3 separate regions of the Homo sapiens genome follow, and regions 1 and 3 are each linked to region 2. Evidence: chromatin contacts called from ENCODE Hi-C or POLR2A ChIA-PET data. All regions are on one chromosome and are shown on one strand. Each heading gives the region's core, a stretch centred on a gene start or an enhancer-like site at or near the end of the contact. The rest is flanking DNA. Distances are from core to core; before and after follow the strand shown. Region 1 overlaps NFIA (nuclear factor I A). Region 2 holds the start of NFIA (nuclear factor I A). Region 3 overlaps NFIA (nuclear factor I A).

The links. A loop is a pair of places that touch in the nucleus more often than their neighbours do. ChIA-PET counts read pairs that join two places held with the same protein, here RNA polymerase II (POLR2A). Pooled maps may share reads with other maps.
Region 1: a map of heart right ventricle shows a loop between it and region 2 (2.2-fold over the local background). The contact joins the enhancer-like site here to the promoter of NFIA in region 2. A Hi-C loop is called at or near these places in 3 of 168 maps with a recorded cell type or tissue (ascending aorta, endothelial cell of umbilical vein and heart right ventricle) and 7 of 50 pooled maps. POLR2A ChIA-PET finds 5 or more read pairs at or near these places in 3 of 52 experiments (HEK293, activated CD4-positive, alpha-beta T cell and activated T-cell).
Region 3: a map of heart left ventricle shows a loop between it and region 2 (8-fold over the local background). The contact joins the enhancer-like site here to the promoter of NFIA in region 2. A Hi-C loop is called at or near these places in 53 of 168 maps with a recorded cell type or tissue (A673, Calu3, GM12878 and 31 more), 13 of 37 single-sample maps with no recorded cell type and 40 of 50 pooled maps. POLR2A ChIA-PET finds 5 or more read pairs at or near these places in 9 of 52 experiments (HepG2, IMR-90, MCF 10A and 6 more).

What each region holds. Positions count from the first base shown.
Region 1 is chr1:61,435,000-61,438,544 of GRCh38, forward strand. The region is part of intron 10 of NFIA (nuclear factor I A); the gene reads left to right. Among named protein-coding and RNA genes, the nearest start is that of NFIA-AS1, 180 kb to the left of the region's middle. RefSeq lists an enhancer at 1,592-2,093. Within about 2 kb of position 1,995, at least 4 of the 41 ENCODE cell types and tissues checked have a DNase peak (open chromatin) inside an H3K27ac peak, as active enhancers do; they include ascending aorta and endothelial cell of umbilical vein, where a contact is called at or near this core.
Region 2 is chr1:61,080,960-61,084,482 of GRCh38, forward strand. It overlaps NFIA (nuclear factor I A), which reads left to right and starts at 1,602. Exons shown (of 11, transcript NM_001134673.4): 1 at 1,602-1,859. The coding sequence starts at 1,833. RefSeq lists a silencer at 878-1,172.
Region 3 is chr1:61,337,385-61,341,100 of GRCh38, forward strand. The region is part of intron 4 of NFIA (nuclear factor I A); the gene reads left to right. Among named protein-coding and RNA genes, the nearest start is that of NFIA-AS1, 86 kb to the left of the region's middle. Within about 2 kb of position 1,252, at least 32 of the 41 ENCODE cell types and tissues checked have a DNase peak (open chromatin) inside an H3K27ac peak, as active enhancers do; they include A673, IMR-90, PC-3 and 16 more, where a contact is called at or near this core.

The sequences.
Region 1 (3,545 bases), core at 745-3,244, 350 kb after region 2:
AAAGTTGATGATAGCCATGCATGGAACTTAGAAAACCATAGTGCCAAGTGCAGAAATGCCATCAACATTTCTAGCTTTTAGGTGGGTCTCCATAACAATGCTTCTGATCAGTGACATTCCAGGGTACTAAGGGAAATGTACTGGGTACTCACCAGGTTTCTCTGGGGGAACAGGAGGAAAAGTCATGATTCAAGGAGTAGGACAGACCTGTTCTGACATCCTGGCTGTGCCATTTATCTCAGTGATCTTGTGTATCTTACCCTTTAAAATTCAGCTTCCTCATCTGTGAAATGAAGGCAATAATAGTATCTACCTCATAGAAGAAACCCCAATTAAGTGTGGTTTAAGCCAGTCAGGATTATTTTCCTCCCGTAACAAGAAATCTGTGAGTGAGTGGTTGTTGGCATTGTTTCAGCGCTGCACGAGGCCAACAGGAACCCATGCCGTTCCTAACATTCTGCTCTGTCTTCCTCAGTATGCTGCCTCTTCAGCCTCATGCTTAGAGCCTCTGACGGCAAGATGGCTGCTGCAGCTCCAAATAGCATAGTCATATCATACCTTATTTTTCCTCTAATATCAGGGAAAAGGCCCTGCTATTCCTCCTGTGCACCCTGCTAGCAAATTTCTTTGTAGGTCTCATTGGCTAAATCTGGGTCACATTTTAATCTCTAGCTGCAAAGGATGCTGAGAAAACCAGCAGAAGATTATCTTGATTGGCTCAAATCATGACCGTCACCTAGGACCAGTCACATTTGCCTCTCTAAGCAAAATTGTCCCAAGGAAGAAGGCGCAATAGGTAGTGGATAGACTGTTAATAGGATCTGCCATATTCTTTTTTCCTATTCCCTGATAGGTTTCATGCACTTTTCAACTCCAGTAGTTGCACTTGACCCTCTTGTCTCTGAATGCTTGGCTTATTATTCTGCCTTTCCTCCACACACTCCCTATGTGTTTAGGAGATGTAGATGCTATGTGCGTGACTGTGCAGAGGTCATTTCTTTTCAGCCTCTGTTTGAGGTCCAGGATTTGGGCAGAAGTCCTGGCGTTTTGTGCAGACCTGCTCCCATGGGGCTGGGTCACCGTGTGCTGGTTAAACATGGACTCTGAAAAGGCTGAGTTGGAGGATATGTGCCTTTGTGGTTGCAGGGGAGCTCTGTGAAACAGTGCCCCCTGGGTGCCCTCCAGAGTGCTTACCAAACAGGCAGCAATAGGTTCTGGGTTTCTCTTTTATGACTTGGAACCAGATGCTTCCTTTGCAAAGGAAAAGAGCCTGGTTTTGCAGAGCTTGAGTCAACACAAGTTCAGAGAACAGGAAAATGAGTTGACTGGCCCTGCTGCATGAACTTTGAGGAGAGAACTCAATACAGGTGGTGTTCTCGCTGTCCACAAAGTCCTTGCTTGTGAAAATCCTATGCCCAAGAAATTGGCCTTACCGAATATTTCTACACTCTAAATAATGACTGTTCACATGAGGAAAGGATTCAGCATTAGGAATCCTTTTGGACCTAGGCTTTCCCAGGGCTTCTAATGAGTCTAAGGCCTTGAAAGTTCCACTGACACACACAGTTTCAAGCCCAGAGCTTGCTGTCTAATGTGAGATCCATCGAAGATCTCACGTGAGGTCTCAGTGATTCTTCCTGCCACTTTTCTCACACCCACCTGCTTACCTTCCTGTTTGTTTATTGAGGACTTAGGCACATTCTTTGATCTGTGCCCTGTCTTTTTGGGATATAGCCTTTCTATTGAGTCTGTTCATTGAGTTACATTCCACAGCACACACCTCCCCCAAAATATTTGCATGAGAATTTTTCTTAAGGTCTCACATTGCTTCCTTTACAGCAGAGATGAAATAACTTAGCACTTCTAATTGGCTTTTCACTTTCCAAACGCTTTACACATTTAACTAATGAGTCACATGAGCTTGTGATAAGCCGGATCCCTTGTCTTGGAGCAGGGACACTGGGTTAGGACAGGCTGTTCTGGCCCTGTGTTTCTCACCCTCAACACCCTCCTTCCTCAGAGTCTGAATGTGTTGAGATAATGGGGATGCCACCAGGCACAGTTGTTCTCAGCACAGGGCAACCTCGGACCCTCACAGTGCTGCCTTAATAATGTGGGAAGCACCCTTTGCTGCCCTCCAGGGCTGGACTATGCTGCATATCTCCTGTTGCCTTGACTAGTGAAGGGAAGCATAAGGCCAGCCCTCATGACATACAGCTTCTGCCCCTCTCAAGCGCAGTCTTCCTTCCATTGGTCCCTGGCAGTGTGTCTGTGCATATATGGGGAAGGAGTGGTACTAGGGGGATAGAAGAATAACATAGTAGGTCTAATAAGGGAACTGACCATAGGAGGGACCTATGGTCTTGGTACACAGAGAAACCCTGGACTAGGAGTTTTTCTACATCTTGGTACACAGAGAAACCCTGGACTAGGAGTCAAAATACCTGGATTCCTAGCTCATCTCTCCCACCCGCCAGCTGCATGATTGATCTTAGAGAGGAGAAAGAAGCCAGAATTTATTGAGCACCTACTATGTTCCTGGCACCATACTAAGCTGGAAGGGAGGCTAAAGATGTACATTATTCAATCCCTGCCGTACATAGCTCACAGAAAGAAAAGTAAATAAACTAAGATGTGATCGATGAAGTAATTGAAATAGGTATAATCCATACAGAAGAGTCAGTAACTAACTCTGGGGAGAAGCATGGAGCTCATGGAAGATATGCCAGAGGAGAAGACACATGAGTGGTTTTGAAGGAGACAGATATACTTGGTGGGGAGAACATTCCAGACCAGGCAGGAGGAACAGTGCATGCAAAGGAACAGCAGTGTGTGTCTGAAGAACCCTATTCTGTTTGGTGTATCTGTCAGTTTACAGTAGACGGCAGAAACATTAGATCAGAGTCTAGTCGTGAATAAATACATACCTTTTTCCAAGGGTAGTAAAGCACTTGGACTTTATTCTGTGGGAGATGGGAAGCAGGTGATGGGCACAGTGGGATCTCTATATGTGAAGAAACCTCTGCCTTGCTTGGTTCAATCCTCCTGAGATACAGGATTTTATAGGCAATAGTAGCATTGAGACCTGTGGTCATGAGGTACCTTCCTCTTCTGGGCAGCATAATGTAGTGGAAAAAATAGAAGCTTTGGAGGGAGACAGACCTGAGTTTGATCTCAGTATGTGACCTTGGAATAATTTTTAGCCTTTCTGACCCTCAGATGTCACATCTATAAAATTATAAATGAATGCCTGCATTCCACTTAGAGTTATGTAAAGACTCAGTCTAGTTAGGATGAAAAGCCCTCAGCACCCTGCCCAGCCAGTGTGTGGTGCTGCCTTTTCAGCCCTCAGGAGGGAACCTCTGTGAGCACTGGAGGCAGGGTGCTGCTCATTTATCTTTAGGACAAGGGGCCTGTGACCACAAAGAAGAAACAGAAATGGTAATATGATGAGCACCCCGGAGGTAATCTGGTAATGTTCTCCCTGAGCTAAATCTCTTCTCACCGCATCCTCCCGTGTCCATTTTCCTTAAGTTGTGCCATTA
Region 2 (3,523 bases), core at 352-2,851:
ATCACTCACCCTCACTTGTTAACACATCACTTACCCTCACTTTCCTACAGGAATGTCCCCTCTTTAGAGACTCTCTGGTTATGTCACCTCCACCGAAGGGCAGATTCCCCTGTGTGCCAGTGTCTTTCAACATGATACCTACCTCTTTCCTTTTGGAATTTTGAGAAGGGTTGTCAAATGCAGCATTTTGCAAACCATCATGAGGAAGAGAAGTAAAATAAGGGATGGGGGCTTAGAAGAGGCAGGTAGGCTTTCCCCCCTCCGAGAGAGGAGAGCCTAGAGAGAAAATATGAGGTTAAAAAAAAAAAACTGGAAAAGCAGGCTTACTGGCAACTTGCCAAACCCTAAAAACCACCCCCCTCTTTTCTGCCAAAACAATACTTTAGCAAACCTAAAATAATTGCAGGAAGCTCTTTTCCATTTTAAGAACTATTACCTGGGGGAGGGAAAAAAGGGATTCTTAAAAGGCACCCTTCCAGAGGTGTCCCAGAAACTGGGACGGTAATGATAGCCTATGTCCAGTTCTGGGCACGCGTTTGTGGATCAGAATATCTCCCTTCCCTAAGGGGACATCCCTTTCACATATTTTTTTCCTCCTAAAAAGTAAAAGATGTCACAGCTAAACCACTGTTGTTTCTGAACGTGATAGAACTTTTTCTATGGCGTCTGTGTTCAAACCCACTAGTTTCACAGTCCTGGGAGGGATAACGCTCATTAATCTCCGCCTTCTTTTCTCCAGACCCCCGCCCCCCAAATCCGGTGAATCTTCTGTGGGCACTGATTCCTCACCACCCCCGCTTCTGAATGCCACAGGACCGAAGCTGCACAAAGTTTGCAGGATTGTGTGCATAATTACCTCTGCCGACGAATCTATTCCCACAGAAAGCTTCGCTGGAGAGATTACAATGCTTTGAGCCTTACCGCATTTCAGTGGGGGAAAAAAAGTTACCTAGGAGGTCTGATTTTTCAAAGAAATTTGCATACATGCAAATGTGCCGCCCGGCCTCCTCCTCGGTTCTCTACGTGCCCACGCGGTGGCCCGGGGGGTGCGGGGCAACCTGGCAAAGTTGCCCAAGTCCTCCACCGAGGTCCGCGGAGGTCTGCAGCGGGGGTGGGGGGATGGGGACGAGGAAAAGTAGTTTTGTTTGCTTAAGCACATCCTGTGGCAGCCTATAGCTGCCCGGGAGTACAGACTGTAACTGCTCCTCACTGCGTTACCCAGTAATGCGCTGATCGGGGGAGGGGGCGGGGGGGCCGGGGAGCGAGCGGGAGAGCGAGCAAGCGAGCGAGCAAGGAGCGAGCCACGGAGAGAGCCGGGGAGCGAGCGAGCCAGCCTGCGAGCGCGAGCGGCCGCGGAGGCTCGGGACCCGGCTGGCCGCGCGGCGCCGCAGCCGCCCCCTCCCCCACACCCCCTCCCCCCCGCGGCGGCGGCGCGAGCGGGCGGCGGCTGTGCGGTGCGGTGCAGAGCGGAGGCGGAGGCGGGCGCGCGGGCAGCTCGCGGGCACCCGGCCGGGCCGGCGCGGGAGCGGGAAAGGGTGCGCTATGCCTTTAACACCCGCGTACAGTAGGCATGTATAGTGGAGTGTAGGGAAACTCTAGGCGGGGTTAAAGTTCAGCTCATGGAGCGGCAATAGCGCTGGCTGGCTGGCTGCAGTTGAGCCGACTTGGAAATGTGAACGCAAGAAGCAGGCTTGATTTTTTTTTCTCCCCCCTTCTCTCTCTCTCTCTCTCTCTCTCTTCCTCTCTCCCTCTTTCTCCTCTCTCACCCACACTCACGCACACCTCCAAACCGCACACCCAGACGCACACGCATACCCCAGCGCCCGGCAGTTATGTATTCTCCGCTCTGTCTCACCCAGGTAAGCCGCGGCGTGGATGCGGAGGGCTTGGGGGCCGGGGCGCCGGGGGCAGGGCTGGGGCTGGGTGGGGGGCACCGGGGCCGTCGCTCCGGCCGGGCCCAGGGCGTGCGTCTCGGTGTGTGTCTGTGTCTGCGCGTGTTTCTGTGTGTGTGCGCGCGTGTGCCCGCGGGTGGGGGGGGGGATCCCGCTTAAAGAAAGTAACTTTGTTTCCATGCGGGTGCATTCCTCTTGCACGGCCATTTGTGTGGGCACATGGCTAATGGCGCCCTCTTATTAATGCGTTAATTAATATCGGGGCGACGGACTGCGGAACAGCAGTGTTTTCGGACACCCCGCACGTGTTTCGGCGGGGTTGCAGTCCATGACACGCAGAAATCTGGCTCAGCGTTTCTGCTGCCGGGAGCAGGGATTCCGTAGTGCCGCAGCGCCCGGGGAGGGGGCCGCCGACGGAGCCCACCGCTCACCCCGCACGCTCGGGCCGGCTGCAGTCCTCGGGTGCGGGGAGACCTCGGGTGCCTGCGCCCAACGGCCCGCTCCCCGCAGCCTGCGCTGCCGCAGCCCCCCGCCGTCTTCCCGAACTCTTACTTTTGTTTATTGTTTGTCAGCCTTCGGGGTCCGGCCGCGGAAAGGACGCGGGCTCCCGTCCCGGCCCCGGCCCGGACAGCGCCCCTCGGACGCGGGCAGGCTGCGGCTAGCCCTCGGCTGAGCGGGGCTACGTGGACGCGCGTTCCCCCGCGCCGGCCGGGTGGAGCCTGCGTCCTCGCCGCGCGCCGGTGGCCCGTTGGCTCTCCCGGAGTGAAAGTTTCGGGGCCGAGACGAGCCCACGTTGTGCAGGGCGCCGAACGCCGGAGGCCGCGGGCCGCGGGCCGGGTAGCGCCGGGCAGAGTTGGGCTCCTAGCCGGGAGCCGGAGCGGCGGCCCGGGCCGGACACGGCTCCCCCCGCCGCCGCCGCCGCCACCACCACCACCGCCACCGCGCGACTCCGGCCGCTCCGCGCGCAGGACGGGGGCAACTTTTCCCCTCCGACTCAACTCAGAGCATGGGGCTCTTGCGCCCCACCGCCTCTCCTTTCCGTGCCCCCCTGTCCATTCCTCCCTTGTCTACCCACCCCCAGGCAAAATATTGCTACTTCGAGACTTCAAATCCGGTCCCCTTTGAATATGTTATTTGTTTTCCTTGACTAAAAGGCTTGAAGTCAAAGTGGTTTTGCGCTATTTTTTTTTTAAGCGTGAGATTTCATACTGCTTTGGTACATTAGGATCTGACCATTAATCACCTACATGAAGTTATATGCTTCACATAAAATGTTTATTCACCTCTCCCTTAAAAAACCTACCACTTCTTGCCTTCATTTAGTAGGAGATAACGGTTTAACCGGAATAGTTTCTGGAAGGCTAAAAAGTATCAGTAGTTTTCGCTCTCCTCTCTAGATTCTGGATTTATTTCCCACATGACATCCCTTCTTATTGCAATATCTAACAGTAATAATACCGGGTATTTGATCTCAGAAGACTCTTAAACGCATCTTTTATGTTGAAATGGTCTGTTTGGGATTTAGGCCTAGCATTAATAATGGATAGCAGTTACTTTTAGTTACTGTAAAAGTTTTTTTTTTTTTTCCTAACAAACTTCCAAAGTTCCTATTTTAGTAACTTGTGGAAGTA
Region 3 (3,716 bases), core at 2-2,501, 260 kb after region 2:
GCAAAGAAAATACTGTAGCATAAAAATCTATATTTGTTCTCTTGCTAGTTTTTCCCCCATGTGGTAGGACCATCTGAAAGTAGCTCAATTATTTATTGCCTTGTTCCAGGGGAGGAGGAAAATACAGACCACTAGATGCTGTGCCAGAGAGAGAGAGAGAAGTATTCTCTGCTTTGGGGAAGGGGGTTTTACAAGTGTTAACAATGTGGTTCAGAATCACTAAAGTTGTTTTAGCATAATACTATGAGGAAAGAGACAAGAACCATCTGTTGAAATGGCTCTTACATGATGCTGCATTTTCAAACAAAGCCTTCTCAAGGCATTTTTAGATTGGTCTCTTTCCCTTGAAGTTGCTACAAAGAGAGCCCACTCTACTAGCTGCTAAGTGATGCTGCTTAGATAGCTCTCTCTGTCAGCACCCACTCTTTTGTTTATTTTGCGCTAGTGTTTTCCTCAAAGTATGAGTGCTAAGGCTGTCAAATATCACTCCTGGTAGGAACCCAGAAAGTTCTCCTGAAAAATCCACTACTTCTGCCCATTTCCTTCCAAATTGCTGACTCTATTTTACTTGAAGTTGGTGGAGTGACTTCGAAACCCTAACTACTTCACTGGGAAAGAGGAAAACCGCAAATACACACAGGCCATTGTGACTCTGGCCTGGTGGGCTCTAATTTTCTAGCGGCGGTTTGTACACCCAAGCCGGCTGCAAGGGTTAAGTAAACTTCGTGGCTAAGGATGACTTCATGGCCCTGGAATTTTGAAAAGCCAGGATTCTCAGTACACTGTGGCCAGCCTTAGAGTCTTTGGGTGTGAAAACCACTCTCAGTTACCCGGACTGATTTTTGGTTCCTGTTGCAGTGCTGCAGAATCTATTAAAATCCGGCAGCTGAATTGTCCTGGCTCTGCCACAAAGCTCAGCTGCCGGGTCCACTACAGGATTCCTGAGTTGTTTGTCAATGGAGAGTGGGAGTGAATGGAACCAGGCATATGCCTCAGCCTGGCATGAGGTGGCACCCTAGTGGCTGTTTTCTGCCTTAGAAATGTGCGCTCTTTCTATATTTTCACACAGGAATTGTCATTAACATCCAAATTGCAGTTCATTTCTAAAGTTCTTTTTGAAGTCTCTGGGTCCTTGTTACGTTTTCAAGTACCCATATTCAGATGCTTAGATTTTCAGGCTAGTAATTTAGTAAGAACTATTGGCAATATTCTAACCTGACATGGTGGAACTTCTAAGACAGAATGAACTCGGCTACAAGGCACAACAAGAAAACGAAACTCTTGGGTAGGAACAAGCCCAAACTTGAAAATACAAAATGTTCTTGCACAGAAGGACTAATGAGGAAATGGGTGTAGGATAAGAAATTCCAGACATCCAGTCATTTGGGGTGCCATTTAAACATTCGCAGTACTTTAGATCTTAATTAAAGTGGGATAGATTTAAAACTTTCTTTCTAAACTAGTGGCCTGTTGGTTTTCCTGTGTTAAGTAACACGATAGCTGTGATCATTGCATGGAAATTAATTTTTAAAATAGCTTATATTCTTAAGCAAGATCTTCTTTCAAAAGAAACCATTTGGGCTCGAGCATTAAAGGAAGAAACAAAAAGAATATAATAAAAAATAGATTGCAGCCCTAGCATGAACAGTTGCCGTGACCTTGCCTTTTGTTTGCCATTACACAATTCAATGGCAGTCTACTCAAACTATGTGCTCGATCAATATCCTATTAAAGCAGCACAAAAAGTCTCCATAAACTTAGTGGTTAGCTATGTTTATAAATGGAACTCGGCATAATTGGATGGTCAATAGCAGGCTCTACTAGTAATTTTAAAATGAACGTCACACATTTTATATCTGTAGAAGTCAATGGCACCTCTTCTAGAGTGAAGGTAGAGTGTGGAGCAGACAAAAGAGTGGGTGGCCCTTTAAAAAAATCATAATGTCTATTTCCAAATGTAGTTTTTAAAGAAAATCTAAGTTATGGAAGAGAAAATTCTGATTGGCCCCTATATATTTTTATTTTGCCTATCTGAACCACCTTCTTCTGAATATATTATGACTTTGCAAATGTTACATTTTCTAGTTTTAATCAACCCCTCATAGAGAGGTAAAATAATAAATATTGCCATACTCGTAGGAAGAAAAATAACAGTCTGGCTGGCTTAATTCAGCCAGCTTCCTCTACTATAATTCAATAAATTTTCAAAATAAATATTGAAATTGAATTAGTTCAGGAGGATGTTTTGTTGTATGATTTTTTCCTTTTAATTTTCTTGACATGTTTGGGGTGAATATTTGGGTAGTAAAGCTGGCAGCAAGTGCAATGGACTGGTAGTAATAGAAATTGTCGTCAAACTACGCTTTCTTCTGAATCCTAGCTCACAGTATGGGTGGCCAAGCTTGATTTTTTTCCTATCCTACCCTCCTCACCTAATGAAGCCATGTAAGGTGAGAGTATCCCCACCCTTAGACTGACTCTGTCCTCAGCCGACTCAGCCCTATGAATTAAAAGGTGCATATACCTTGTGTTCGATATGTGCCCTGGCTGTTGTCATGGACCACTGAGCTGTTGAAATTAGAACTATGGCAGGAATACGCTTATGACATTAGTGTATCCTTCAGTCACTGCTCTGCATGAAGGTCTAGTCCTTTCTCTTACATGCATACTCCTACAATCTTCCTGGTTAGAGCTGGCAGTGAGAGTTCTCATGGCAGAATTTGGGGCCGTTTTGATCTCTGTTCTCAGCTGAAGCTTCTGATAAATTTACCAGACTATGAATACTCTTATTATAAAGATTTGAACTGGGGAGAAACACAACATACCCCTTGATGTACATACTAATGTGTTGTCATGGTCTCTATTCGTATGTTCATCTATTTCTAGGTCATTCATCAGTTATGCTTTCTATGTGTCAAGTATAAAACCTATATTCAAGATGGCAGCATGATATTGTAAAACAGTACAGGATATAGAGTTGGGGAATTGAGCTTTGCAACTTATCAACTCTATAGCTTTGGGCAATATTTAACCCCTCTTGGCTGTGTTTTCTTCTAGGTTACAATCATTTATTCATTGAGCAAATGTTTATGAAGTCCTAACTGTGTGCTGAGTCTAAGTCCAAGTACTGGAAATAGGAATACCTCTCAGGAGTGTAATGAGGGTTAAGTGACAGATAGTCTAGTGTCTGCCACATAGTAGATGCTCAACAATGATAACCACCACGATTATTGAACAGAGCCTCAGCCCCTGATCGTTCTTCACTGTGTGCTCAGAGCCAATCTTGGAGCTGACCACTATCAGTAAATTTATTGAAAATGCATGTGTGTGTGCGTGTATAAATTAAGAAGGGCCAATTTTAGAATTCATGTTCTAACAACCAATTATTAGAAGAGCCACTCTAGTGACCCTTACGGAGTTAGTAATTCCAATAGAGTAAGAGCATGCCAATAGTAGACCTCATTCCTCTGTTTTGAGCATTGTTTTTCCTCAAATTTTCAGAAGATTCTTTTTCCTCAAATTTTCAGCCAGAGCCTGTGTTTCTGCATTATTCTAGAAATTGTTCTCCTAGGATATCTCGTGGATAGCAGAATGTTTTAAAATTCTCAATCTAACACTGACACATTAACAACTTTTTAAGTGGCAAACCACACCTGGGTCATCTGTACCGGCATTCTTTTTTTTTTTTTTTTTTTTTGAGATGGAGTCTCGCTCTG